Regions from separate parts of the Homo sapiens genome. Here region 1 is linked to region 2. The links are chromatin contacts, found by Hi-C or POLR2A ChIA-PET in ENCODE. All regions are on one chromosome and are shown on one strand. Each heading gives the region's core, a stretch centred on a gene start or an enhancer-like site at or near the end of the contact. The rest is flanking DNA. Distances are from core to core; before and after follow the strand shown. Region 1 has its middle 79 kb from the start of ZNF608. Region 2 has its middle 44 kb from the start of ZNF608.

The links. Hi-C counts contacts between places; a loop is a spot of excess contacts on that map. ChIA-PET counts read pairs that join two places held with the same protein, here RNA polymerase II (POLR2A). Pooled maps may share reads with other maps.
Region 1: POLR2A ChIA-PET joins it to region 2 with 28 read pairs in MCF 10A. The contact joins two enhancer-like sites. A Hi-C loop is called at or near these places in 1 of 168 maps with a recorded cell type or tissue (astrocyte of the cerebellum), 3 of 37 single-sample maps with no recorded cell type and 1 of 50 pooled maps. POLR2A ChIA-PET finds 5 or more read pairs at or near these places in 5 of 52 experiments (A549, GM12878, HEK293T and 2 more).

The regions. Positions count from the first base shown.
Region 1 is chr5:124,822,377-124,829,764 of GRCh38, forward strand. No RefSeq gene overlaps it. Among named protein-coding and RNA genes, the nearest start is that of ZNF608, 79 kb to the left of the region's middle. Within about 2 kb of position 2,685, at least 2 of the 41 ENCODE cell types and tissues checked have a DNase peak (open chromatin) inside an H3K27ac peak, as active enhancers do.
Region 2 is chr5:124,786,827-124,794,077 of GRCh38, forward strand. No RefSeq gene overlaps it. Among named protein-coding and RNA genes, the nearest start is that of ZNF608, 44 kb to the left of the region's middle. Within about 2 kb of position 4,296, at least 3 of the 41 ENCODE cell types and tissues checked have a DNase peak (open chromatin) inside an H3K27ac peak, as active enhancers do.

The DNA of each region.
Region 1 (7,388 bases), core at 1,435-3,934, 34 kb after region 2:
AATCAAAGTAAGACGATCTTGGATTGTATTTATGAAGTCATAAAAACATTTTATCAAAACAGTCATCTAGAGAGTACTCAAGAAACTAAAAATAGAACTACCATATGATCCAGCAATCCCACCTGTGAGTACATATCCAAAAGAAGTGAAATCAATATATTGAGGCAACATCTGCACACCTAAGTTCATTGTAGCATTATTCACAATAGCCAGGATATGGAAATGACCTAGTGTCCATCAGTGGATGAATGGATAAGGAAAATGTGGTATATACACACAATGAAATACTACTCAGCCTTAAAAAAAAAGGGGGGGGGATATCCTGTCATTTGCAACAACATGGATGAATCTAGAGGACATTATGCTAAGTGAAATAAGCCAGGCACAGAAAGACAAATACTGTATGATCTCACTTATATGTGGGATCCAATAAAGTTGAACTATGGTTACCAGCGGCTGGGGTGGGGTAAAAGGATGGGAATGGAGGAAATGTGGAATTGTTAATTAAAGGGTACAAAGTTTCAGAGAGACAGGGAAGTTAGGTTTTGAGATCTATTGCACAGCAGGGTGACTCTAGTTAATAATAACTAGGAGAGTAAATTTCATACGTCTCACCATAAAAAATGATAGGGAAGGTAGATGATGGATATGTGAATCAGTTTGATTTAATCATGCCATGTTGTGTACATATATCAAAACATCACATTGTACCCCATAAATGTGCACAATTATGATTTGTGAATCAAAATAATTTTAATACTAAATTTTTAAATTTCTTCAGGTACCTCAGAAAGGACTCTCTTTCATTAAGAAGTATAGAAAGTGTTTATATATATGTGTCTACTTATGAGGCTAAGAGGGAAAATGTGTTTTTATTTAAGCCTGCCGTTTAAACAATGGAGAGAATAGGCCATCCATTAAGAGTTTGATCCCATCCAACTAGCATCATGTATGAGAACTTATTTGTCCCTTTCACATTTATACTCTAGCCCTGATTTTGCTTGGCAACTTACTGGAGAATTTTCAGTATCTTGAAAGCTCCTTAGTATTTTGAGAATGGCACTGAATTGTTTCCCTTGTAACAGATTTAGCAAGTGAAAAATGGAGGGTTTTTTTTCCCCTCATTTTCAGACATAATCTTGGCAGAATGTTTAAAAGAAAGATAAACAAAATGTCAGGAACACTTACAAAAGAACACTGCAACAGAGATGCAAGAGGTGGCAGGGAACAGAATAAATGGATATTGTCATACAGATGGCAGCTGCTGCTAGATTGTCCAATACAGTGATATTTAGTTTTCTTCCATGGACACTGAACTCGTTTCAAATAGCCCTGACACGGCAAAAGTGGAAAGGAAGCGCCTTTCCTTTTCTTCTCTGCCACATGGGGTAAGTCATAAAGTCATTCTTGGTACCACGGACTCATCTATTTCCAGAGAGGTTATGAGTGTAAGTGGGAGAATAAATGTTTAGCTTCCCAAATCACCTTGTTCCCTGGGAGGTTTCATCAAACCTAGCAGAATCTGTATGGATGCTCCAAATCTGTCTGTTCTAAGCACCCACAGATGTTTTCTCTTGGCACTCATAATAAGGATCTAGGATTAAATGTTACCATTTAATAATTAATTCCATTCAAACTCTCCCTCCCTTCTGTTGAAGGCTGGCACTCTGGTATAACTGCTGATGTGCTGACATCCTGGAACACCCGAAGTGCTGATTTCCATGCTATTTGTAACATTATATTCAGGATAAAAGTACTTTAATTTCCCAAGATGTAGTATTGTAGTTTTCATAAACTGGACCATATGCTGGGATGTGTTCATACACCTGCAGTTAGTTACATTTATATGTAAAAGTTGTCAGTTGATTTCTTTCAAAGAAATTGAGAATGTGGATTCTCTAACATTCTCCTAAATTATTTTCAATGTGAAATCCCTATGCCTTTATTAGACATATAATATGTTATCACAGAATTATACAAGACTCCTGTTTCTGAATCAGGAATCATCGTCCTCTTTTAAATCACACTACACATCTATAAAATTTTAACATTTGAGGAATCTGAGTGAGAGGTATCCATATAGTCTTTATATTATTTTCTCAACTTTTTGGTAATTCTGAAGTTATTTCAACACAAATCATTAAAAAATTACACTAAATATATGAAGTAGCTTGGTATATTCTTTTAAAATAAAACATCTTCTGTTTTATCTAAAAAAATCTGTCATTTTATATACAGAAAACATGTAGTTTAAAGGTTCTACCCCGCTACCTATAGAAACATAAAGTAACAGATATGTTTGTTGTGTAACTAACAAGGTCACAGGCTGTTCAGCTGCTGGAGCAAACTCGATTAAGCCCGTGATAATCTTTTGAAAGATTGTAATTTATCTCCATTTGAAGGGCATTATCTTAGTTCTTCAGCTATCACAGGGAGCAAGGGTAACAAATATTCAGTGATGAATTTTTGAAAGCTGTAGTCAGATCTTGTTCTCTTAAACCCTTCTAAAGGGCTGTCAAAAGGCAATGAAATAAAAATTGTCAAATTTATCCACAGACTTACATAATGGCTGTTATCTGAGAAAGTGGTTTATGATTCATACAGTCACTACCTTTACTTAAGCAATTTCTTGTTTGTGTTAGATTGAAAACAATCTGTTCCCATTGCTCACGTGGGAGAGATTACCACAAAAGGCTCTTGTTTACTTGCAATAAGAAGCTATGAGACACAAAATCCATGAAGAGGGGATCTATACTCTCAAAACAGTGTGGTACTTTCATTAAGGGTCAGCATTATTGACCACCTTTTTACCGTGTTTTCTTGATTTAAATGTAGATTTTGGAGTCTACAAGTAGCTTTGAATATTTGAAATGGATTTTGAAACTAATTTTTAAGGAGGACGAGAGGAAAATAACTGATTTAGTATCTTCTGCATGGTAGGGGCTCTGCTTGGTAAACAGGTTATTTTTATTGAATTTTGCGAACAACTCCCATGAGGTATATATGATTTACATCTTACAAATAAGCACATTAAACACGGAAGCTGAAGTACACAGCACCCATTCACATTGTGAAGTCATTGAGAATTGAATTGGGGAAATATTCACCACAAAGATATATCTTTCCACTACTATCTATGCTTGCAACTGTTTGTATTTTCTTCCACTTTCTGTTGCTTATAACAGAATACCTGAAACTAGGTAAATTATAAAGAAAATGAATTTATTTCTTATAATTATGGAGGCCAAGAAGTCCAAGATCTAGGGGCTGCACCTGGCGAGAGCCTTCTTGCTGCTAGGACTCTCTACAGAGTCCCCAGGTGGTGCAGGGCATCACATGGTGAGGCGGCTGAGCATGCTAGCTCAGGTCTCTCTTCCTCTTTTTATAAAGCCACCAGTCCCACTCCAGTGATAACCCATTAATCCATGAACCCATTAATCCATACATAGATTAATCCATTAAGGATGGCAGAGCCCTTATAACCCAATCAACTTAAAATTTCCACCTGTCAATACTGCCACATTGGGAATTAAATTTCCATGTGGGTTTTAGAGGGGATAAATGTTCAAACCCTAGCAGTTTTAAAAATGTTTTTGTACAATTTTGTCCGATCATTTGCTCAAGTGAGTGATTTTTTTCCCATCTATGCTGAGAACAGTTTCTTTGAGGTGCAATATTGCTATGATGTAGATATTCAAGTGGCCTGAAAAGCCTCAGTAACACTCAGTAAGTGTGGCCTCACTGATTCTCAAAAGAGTAAAATAAAAGTGGGGGATGGGGAGGGAGAAGAGGAACTGATAGGCCATTCCAGTGTCTTGTGTATTTAGAATGCACAGACCCACTAGCTTTAAAATATTACTTTATGTAACTTAACTTTTTGCTAGTTAGACTTGGGAAGGGTGATGAGAGAGATGGAGTATGGCAAGAGTAGTGTAAGAGACATACAATTCAACTTTCTGTAAAAAAGTAAATGCATAATCTTTATACACGGTTTTTCAGTTGTCTGTAAAGCCAACCACATAATTAGGCCAAGTTATTTGAGCACAGGAGAGAGACCAAGACTACCTTGTATTTTTGATAGACTTGGTTTAACTTAAAAATGGAGAATGACTAAGACAGGCTTATAAACATTAAAGTAATTTAGAAACTTACATATTTACAAATTAAATGCTTTTACCCACAAAATATCAAATGCAGCATAATTATGCTATTCATAAGATAGTAATAGGATTAAATTTTTTTTTTTTTTGAGACAGAGTCTCACTCTGTCACCCAGGTTGGAGTGCAATGGCATGATCTTGGCTCACTGCAACCTCCGTCTCCCAGGTTCAAGTGATACTCTTGCCTCAGCCTCCTGAATAGCTGGGATTACAGGTGCGTGCCACCACGCCGGGCTACTTTTTATATTTTTAGTAGAGATGGGTTTTCACCATGTTGGCCAAGCTGGTCTTGAACTCCTGACCTCGTGATCTGTCCACCTTGGCTGCCAAAAGTGCTGGGATTACAAGGCATGAGCCACTGAGCCTGGCCTAAAAATATTTTTATTTGTAATGTAGTACAGGTGGTGTGGTCTAGTAATAAGAAGTAAGCTTGAAGTAGGGTACTAGTCACACAATTGTGTACATTTGTCAAAATTTATAAAATTGTGTACTTCAAAAGGGTAAATTATTTCTTGATGTAAATTTTACTTCAATAAACCAGACTTTTCTCTTTTTTTTTGAGACGGAGTTTCGCGATTCTTGTGCCTCAGCCTCCCGAGTAGCTGGGATTACAGGCGCCCGCCACTACACCTGGCTAATTTTCTTTGTATTTTTAGTAGAGATGGGGTTTCTCCATGTTGGCCAGGCTGTTCTGGAACTCCTGACCTCAGGTGATCTGCCCACCTCAGCCTCCCAAAGTGCTGGGATTACAGGTTGAGCCACGCCTGCTTTCTAAGGCCCTAAAGATCTTCATGAATATTGGTGGCATTATTTTGTGTTGGTCAATTCCATGAGAGGGTCTACACTGGATCTTCTAAACTTCTTAGATCCTCTTTCATCTTGAGAGTAGTTATAGAGGTTCTCTAGAAGCTCAGCTTTTTGGTGGCAGCTTTTTGGGGCATAATCTTCACTAAATACAAGAACATTTCTACCTTGGGCCTATCCTGAAAAAAATGAGGGGCAAAGCTGACCTACCTGGAAAAGCATATTTGTTCAATTATTGTTCCTTTTGCTTAGAGAGGAACAATTGCTTTTCAGATTCATTTCTTCTGTGGATAGACACAATTTTAGAGTTAATTACTCTTCAAAATAAAGTTCAGACTCTCAAAAACAAATCTTACTAAATCCGTAGTAAAAACAATGTTACTATACTTGAAGCCTTTGACAGAGCGATAGATACATAAATTTTCCTTTAGACTAGAGAAGTATTTACAGTCTCTTAACTAGTTATTCTTATTCCTAATTATGGATTTATTTTATTATATGAAATTCATTTGCAAACTAATTGTATAGAACTAACAAAATATCCCAGACATTATGGATTTCTTCAGTTGTTTAAATTTCAGTTTATAAATTTGGTAATAAGTCAGTCCTTGTGTCATATATAAAAATAGAGTAAGCTATATTATCACATTTCTCCAGAAAATTGGCTGAAGTCTGTTATCAGTCAGTTAAAATAAAAATGCACAAGTATGTGGAAATACCATTCTTTTCTATGAAATTTAGCCAACCTTAGAAATAATTACATAATGTTAATGGACCACGAAATTTCTAAAATCCTCTAAAGTTTCACCTAGATGATTTTGGTACTTATCTCTGGTAGGGATGCCCTGCTCTTTTTCTATATCAGAGGGATTTTATTGAGTTTCCTCTTTTTTTTTTTTTTTTGGTTCAGGTATGATGATAGGGCTGGCCTGAACCAGCTTGTTCATTAGTAATTTCTCCAGTGGGAGAAATCTGTAGGGCTACTACGTAGACCAGGAGCATGCCAACTAGTGCAATGGATTGTTCCTACGAACTGATTTTCCATTTTTAGGATTTTGGTGAGCTGATTGTTAAACACAGTCATTCTTCAAAATTAGATTATGCAAGTTTTAAATTAAATAAATGATGTTAAAACAAAGATAATATATTAAAATCGACCACCTCTTAATTATTTCCATGTTCTTGAGGTTATCTCCATCTATTGTAAGTGTATGATAGAAATGTAATATAATGGTGTACTGCTTCATCTTTCCCCAACTCTGTGTGCAATGACATTGCCTTGGTAGCTTGAAACTGACCATCATAGATGGGAAATCAGCAACACAAAAACTCGAACTGTCTATCCTCCCACACTGTAAACATCTATCCTTTCTTGTCCCCAAGGGCTGTTAGCATTTACCAGCACATTTAACAGCTTTCTATTTAAAGCTAATGGGACAAAAAAAACAAAACAAGCAAAACCACACACACACACACACAAACCCCCAGGATATCTAAGCCCTATGACTGTAACCTCTCCTACCCATACTACTGAATATAGTTAGTAGGTATTATCATTACACAACTCTATTTATAGAAACTATCCATTCATCCATCCCTTCATTTATTCAATATCTACTTAGTGTTGTTATGTAAAGTGTTGTGCTAAGCATTGCTGTAATGGGGGTGGGAGGTAAGTAGATACTATACAACTCAACAAAGAAACTGTTGAGTAATGGAAAGAACACGAGCTTTGGATTCAGAAGGATCTGGCATATGAATACAACCAGTTAGAGTGACCAAGAACTCTGCATTGGAACATTTGGTCATGCTGCAACTATAATACTGAACAGTTTTGAAAACTTGGGCTAGTTACTTTGCATCTCTGAAACAGTTTTACCATGTGCGGGAAAAAGCCATTTTTTAAGAGCCTTTGTGAGGATTAGGATTATATATGGGCACCCTGTTTAGGACAGTGCCTACATAGGTAGGCAGTTAGGACAGTGCCTTACATATGTAATATGCTCAATGAATGAGAGCTTTCAGAATTAGTCACAATAAAATCCAATATAAAATAGGCAAAGAACACTTTTGCAGGAGTTGAGATATAAGGTTTTTTTCTTGTTTTTTGGGTTTTTTTTTTTGAGACAGAGTCTTGCTCTGTTGCCAGGCTGGAGTGCAGTGGCGCAATCTCGGCTCACTGCAACCTCCACCTCCTGGGTTCAAGCGAGTCTCCTGCCTCAGCCTCCTGAGTATCTGGGACTACAAGCGCCCACCACCATGCCCAGATAATTTTTAGAGACGGAGTTTCACCATGTTGGCCAGGATGGTCTCGATCTCTTGACCTCATGATCGCCCACCTCAGCCTGTATCTTGCCCATTATCAAACTATTTCTTGCTGCCATATTCTTTTCTAGTATTTGACATCTTGATTTTCAGAACCTG
Region 2 (7,251 bases), core at 3,046-5,545:
GGCACAATCTTGGCTCACTGCAACCTCTGCCTCCTGGGTTCAAGCAATTCTCTGCCTCAGCCTCCCGAGTAGCTGGGATTACAGGCGCCCACCACCACGCCTGGAAAATTTTTTTGTATTTTTAGTAGAGATAGGGTTTCACCATCTTGGCCAGGCTGGTCTTGAACTCCTGACCTCGTGATCCACCTGCCTCAGCTTCCCAATGTGCTGGGATTACAGGTGTGAGCCACCGCGCCTGGCCTGTTTACTGTTTTGTGGGTACAGAGTTTCAGGTTGAAATGATGAAAAAGTAATGGAGATGGATGGATGGTTGCACAAAATTATGAATGTACTAATGCCACTGAATGGTACACTTAGAAATGGTCAAAATGGTAAATTTTATATTATGTATATCTTACTACAATTAAAACAAAAATTTTAAAGCAAATCTTTATTAAGGATCACACAAATGCTGAGCACTTTCTTATGTGTTATTGAGGACATTAAAAACAAAAAGCCTCCAATTCTAGGAAGATAGTGTCAAGACAGCTTGGGAGGTTAGCTTTGAATGTTAAATACTTCTTTTTAATATCCATTTTCTTTGTCTTCATCTCTGAATCAGGCTGAATGAGAATTGATGGATTAGAAAGTTGGCTCTACCTCTGTGCTTAGGTTAAGCTCTCAAAGATGAGCTTATCCATTCTCTCATTGACTCCACTTGAATCTATTTCACCCTAAGCTGAAATGTACATCTGGAAGAACGTAGACCAATAGATACCTGAATGGGCTCAAAAATTAGATACAGGGAAGGTGTTAATTTGGTGACTATGTCAGCATTCTCACAATTCTGACAAGAAATTCCACTCAGTCTGGCTTAAGCAAAAAAGGGCTCATGCACATGAAATAGTTCTGATTTTGTTTTTTGTTGTTGTTGTTGTTGTTGTTGTTTTTCTTTTTGAGATGGAGTCTTGCTCTGTCACCCAGGCTGGAGTGCAGTGGCACGATCTTGGCCCACTGCAACCTCTGCCTCCCAGGTTTAAGTGATTCTCCTCCTCCAGCATCCCCAGTAGCTGGGACTACAGGCACGTGCCATCATAACCGGCTAATTTTTTGCATTTTTAGTGGAGACGGGGTTTCACGGTGTTAGCCAGGATGGTCTCAATCTCCTGACCTCGTCAATTGCCTGCCTTGGCCTCCCAAAGTGCTGGGATTACAGGCATGAGCCACCGAGCCTAGCCAAAATAGTTTTGACTTTGGAGGAGACTTGACCTACTGTTCCAGTGATGTCGCTAAGGGGCTGAGTGCTCCTTCCCTCCATTCTGCCTGCCTTGTTTCTGCCTTTCTCTTCAGGTTCCACATGACAGACCTCAACAACTCCAAGCTCATGACTTCTGGTTGCAGAACACCCAAAGCAATTTCTGATTTCACATCCTTACACCACATTAACCATGAGCTCCTTTTGGGAGCTCTCAGGAAGAGTGAGGGAGCTTCTTTTTCCCAAAGTCTCAGCAAACATCTCTTCACATCTCATTGGCTCTGATTGGGTCACACATTCATCCCTGAGCTCTTCACTGTAGCCAGGGAGATGGGTATGCCAATTGGTTTAAGGCAGGGTTAGAGTCTCTTCGGGGCTACATTGTAATCTATATGTAAATGGGTCCCCCTGAAGTTGTGCAAAACACAGTGTGTCCAGCCAATCACAATGGCAACCTAAGAATTTATCTTATCCTTTCCCAAAGAGTAGAGTATTCACTCTTTGAGTGCAAGGATTGTGTCACCATCTTCTCTTTTTTGTTTGTTTGTTTGTTGTTTGTTTTTGAGACAGAGTCTTGCTCTGTCACCCAGGTTGGAGTGCAGTGGCGCGATCTCAGCTCACTGAAACCTCCTCCTCCTGGGTTCAAGCGATTCTCCTGCCTCAGCCTCCCAAGTAGCTGGGATTATAGGCGCACGCCACCATGCCCGGCTAATTTTTGTATTTTTAGTAGAGACGGGGTTTCATCATGTTGGTCAGCCTGGTCTCCAACTCCTGACCTCGTGATCTGCCCTTCTCAGCCTCCCAAAGTGCTGGGATTACAGGCGTGAGCCACCACGCCCAGCCTGTGTCACCAACTTCTATCCACTCATAGCATCTGACACATTATGGCTGCTTGGTGAGTACTTATGAATGAATGAATTATTGTATGAGTTCACAGAAAACTCATTGAAAAGTATAAATCTTCCTTCTGAATTTAACATAAAATTATTATTTTTCCAATGGTTTCTTGCTACTGGATGATTAACAGTTCTTAATTTTCAGTATTAACAAAGATGAGGCAAAGCACGGATGAATATGATTTCAGTCTTCTGCTCTATTAGAAGATCATACTTTCGTACTTCACATTTGTTATATTTAGGTTTAAGTGAAAATTCAGTCATTGCAATTCAAATCTCCATCAGCAGAGACTAAGCTGTTAACCTGGGCCTTCTCTCCACACTCAACTGGGGAAAGACAACACTGACTCAGATGGTTCTTGCGTCAGTAGTAGTTAGACTGTAAACACTAACTTTGTGTGTATTTTTACGATTTAATTTCCTCTTTTTATGGGAGCATAAAATGTATTTTTAAAAATAAGCAAATCTTTAATGAAAGTGTAGGATGGTTGACATGGGAAGTGTATAAATCTGTCACCTACAATATAAGCACATATTTAAATATGCATATTATGAACATTTAAAGCTGCAATGGTTCAAAATAATGTTAGCCTCTTATGTGAAACATTACTCTATAAATATGAGCCCACTAGCATCTTAAATACAGATTGCATTATATATAAGCAACCAATATAAAATATTTTCAATCTAATATTTATTCTCAAATTTTGTCTTTAAGAAATTATTATTCTATGTCTCAAGTTTACTTTGTAAATAGAAAAAAAAAACATAAAAATTCCTCAAGCCTCTAATGTTTTTCTTAATGTAAAAACTATCACAAAAAAATGGGAAATAGTTTTTCTCCCATAAAATATTCCCTGGACTCTCTCTCCTTCTTTTTCTACTTTTTTGCCTGTAATAGTCTTATCTTCCTCTATGACTTAAACAATCAAGAATAAGTTGATGACCCCCAAATCAATGTATCCAGCCCTGTTGTCACTCATGAGTGCCATAACATCCTAACAGAAATCACCATTCCCATGACCTTCCATGCCTTGGTCCATGGCATTATCATCTGCTTATTTGACACAACCAAATCCCTTGGCATCTTCTTAGATTCCTTTTGCTCCACCGTCCACCCTCTGGCTCCCTTCCGGAACTCTATTGACTAGTTCTGTCATATCTGGCTCCACAGTGTTTCTCTCCACTCTATGGGTTTAAGCTGTTATCACGGCTTTTCTGGATGACTTGTACTCTCTTCCACTTTGGAGACAGTGATTCTAGTTTCTTACCAACTAATCTGCCATCCAACCTGCCTTTGCCCCAAATAATCATTTTCCAATACAATCTGATTATTCTAACTTTTCTGCTTCAAATTCTTCACAGTTTTCTCATTCCTTTTAGAATAAAGTACATGTTCAAAGACTTTTGCAATCTGGCTCCAAGATACTGTACAATCTCATCTTCTACCACGCCTTCCAACTCTCCTACACAGTCTTGCTTTCTGCCCCAGCCCCAACAGATTACTCATCAGTCTATGAACACTCACTAAGGCTTTATGTTGTTTCCTATGTCTAGATTGCTTTTCTCATCTTTCTCCCTGTCTGAAGTTAACTTCGGTGTTTTCTGATTTCCCATCACAATCAGCCATTCTCCCTTCTGTACTCACACCAAATCATGTTCCCAGTGCACATGGTATTAGTGGTATTAGTGCTCCTGGTTGGGTTATGCACTTATTGGAGGAGGCAGAGAGAGGGAGGGCTATGTCTCATTCATCTTGGCATGGACAGCTCCTAGCAGGTGCCTGGTGTTTAGTATGTACTAAAAGATGTTTGGTGAATGAGTCTTTATTTTGAATGCTCAGAAAGACCTTAAATTTGACTTATAAGCTTTCAGAAATAGGAAAAAGGCCTACAGATTCATAGCAGTTGTATGACTACATGTGGTAAAAGCGAGCAAGTTATATCCAAGACAGACTGCAGCAAGGTAAACCCATTTAGCTACAGTCCCTTCTCTGTCTTTTAAGACATGTCTAATTTGAGATCCCTTTCACGTGCTCCCCTTCCAAGGTTTAATGTATGTGATTAATCTTGACTTGCCTTAATACTGCTAGGAATGTGGCAATGACCTCAGCTGAACACTGGCAAAGTGATTAATGTTACATGAACTGGATAAGGTGGTTTTTTTTTTCCCCCTCTGCTCTAGCTCCTGAATAAACACATTCATGCAAGATTCGGTTGCAGACCTTTGCTCGATGGAAAATGTACCATGATTTCAAAGAGTAATGTTTCAGATGCAATAAACAACGTTAAAGGAAACACGGTCCTTGTTAAAGAAAATGCTGTTTCAGGCTAAAGTCCCAGTGATCATAAAAGATATATGATGCAATAAACAAAATGAACCATAGGCAGACAGGTCCATTCGATGACTAACCACTGATTGAATTTTCCAACACATTTAGACTTTCTAAGAGATAAACTATTCACAAAAGGTTCGTGTTAAATATAAGGCTGTCATTTCCTTTTTATGTTTCTAGAGGGGTCTGAGAACAGTAGAGGATATTCCTTCTTTTTTTCTTTTTTTTTTTCTATTGGTTGTTTGTGGTTTTGAATTTTTTATGATGTGAGAAGACTGGCAAACAGTTGCTATGATTGTCAAATGCCTTAAATCAAGAAGAGAGAATGCAATAAAACACAGTTTCCATGGTAACACATTGTAACCTAGTACCTCTGGATTATGAGCCAGCTCACATCTATGATCATTACTTGTTGACAGGCATAAATTGAGCCTAAAAGCATTAATTTTAGAGATAAAACTAGAATGTGTAGCTTAGTTTTAATAATGTTTAAATATTTCCAAGGTAGTGGCAGCAAATCAACTCTGGTTGTGTTATTATTTAAATAATGTTAATAAACTAACCACAAATACTTTTTGAAAATGTACAAGCTTTTCTCTAAAAATGGTGTAACATCTGTGTATGCAGTTGGTCCTCCACATTCCTGGGTTCCACATCCATGGATTTAATCAACCTCGGGTTGAAAATGTTGGGGAAAAAAAGACCCACAAAATTGCCAAAAGCAAAAGTTGAATTTGCCACCCGCCGAGCATTGTGTTGAATTCACGTGAATGTGGTGATGTGTAGGCATTGTATTAAGTATTATAAGTGATCTAGAGATAACTTAAAGTATATGAGAGAATGTGTGTAAGTTATATGCAAATACTAGGTTATTCTGTGCAAGGGACAGAGCATGTGCAGATTTTGGTACAATTCCACATAGATACTGAGGGACAACTGTATAGTCTTGAGGCTGCAAGTGGTAGCTGACGTGTTTTTGATGGAGTTTAAATAATCTGAAATCAACAATGATATGGAATGATAGCCAGACATTTTAAGGAAGGAATGTTGTTCAATATGGACAAATTCCTAAACATCTTGATAGTAGAGTAACTCCTAGAACTCTTGTAGGACATTCACACACAATAATTTTTAGTAGACATAAGTTCCTTTTCCTCTTTTTAAGGAGCCTGAGATAAAATGTGGATGATCACATGCTTTTTTTTTTTTTTTTTTTTGAGACGGAGTCTCCCTCTGTCACCCAGGCCAAGAGTGCAGTGGCGCCATCTTGGCTCACTTGCAAGCTCCGCCTCCTGGGTTCACGCCATTCTCCTGCCTCAGCCTCCCGGTAGCTGAGACTACAGGCGCCCGCCACTACGCCCGGCTAATTTTTTGTATTTTTAGTAGAGACGGGGTTTCGCCGTGTTAGCCAGGATGGTCTCGATCTCCTGACTTTGTGATCCGCGCACCTCGGCCTCCCAAAGTGCTGGGATTACAGGTGTGAGCTACCGCGCCCGGCCGATCACATGCTTTTTACACATTCACTTCCATGTCCTCATCAGAAGCACTCACACTACCGTCAAACATTTAAGGTTAAAACAAAGATTACGTTATGTGTAGCAGTTACCCATTAACCAATATAGTTAACAAGACAATTTTTTTTCCAAGGCTGCTTGTGACACTTCTAAATATATCTTTATGACAATCAAGATAATCTTGGCCAGGTGCAGTAACTCATGCCTCTCATCCCAGCACTTTGGGAGGCCAAGGCAGGAGGACTGCTTGAGCCCAGGAGTTCAAGACAAGCTTGGGCAACATGACAAGACCTCATCTCTACAGAAAATAAAAAACAAACAAAAAATAGCCAGCTGTGGTGGTGCACACCTGTGGCCTCAGCTACTCAGAAGACTGAGGCAGGAGGATTGCTTGAGCCTGGGAGATTGAGGCTGCAATGAGCCGTGTTCACATCACTGCACTCCAGCCTATGTGACAGAGCAAGACATTGTCTCAAAAGAAGTAAAAAACAAAACAACAAAAAAAAGAGATAATCTGATATGATATGATATGATATGATTTAATATGATACAATAATAAGAATTGGTCCATTTTCTCAACATCTAGACTTTATGTAAGAGTTCACTTTTTTCCTCTGGCAACTTCTGAGCTCCCTTTCCTTACTAAAGCTTTTACAGTGAGTGTGGGATAAACAAGGAGAGACAGATTGCTCTTCCTCTAAGTGTGCCTTTCACTGCCCTGAGCCTCAGAAAAGCAGAGAGTGACCAGCACACCTCAGTTGCCTTTTCTGTACACTTGGGATTAGACCTATTTCATAAGGTTGTTTTAAGCACTTATTGAGACGGACACTTGTGGAGAACTTAGAACAGTACTTGGTGCATAGTAAGCCCTCCATGAAGGTTAGCCCCTGTAGGGGGTAATGCTTTGTCTAGCATTGCGCTTCCCACTCAGTTGTGCCTAGTAAATGTTTGTTAAATTGAATAAGCCTATTTGCCCAATTGGCTATTACAAGAGTGCTTATTGTAAAACTAATTTTGCAGGAATATGTAACATTTTCAGGAAATCTGATTACATTGCTTTTATTCACTTGCAACTTACCTGTCAGAGATTCACAAAACGCTTCAGTTATCAGAGCTCATGGAGTTGTGTAATAATTGTATCTTCTGGTATTGCTAAGTTTTAGAATCAAATCCTTGGGAATACTGCAGGGTATCTGAACCAATCTAACACAGACTAGTCTTTAACCTATTGACCTGAGAAGGATACCTATTTCAGAATCTGCCATACTTTCA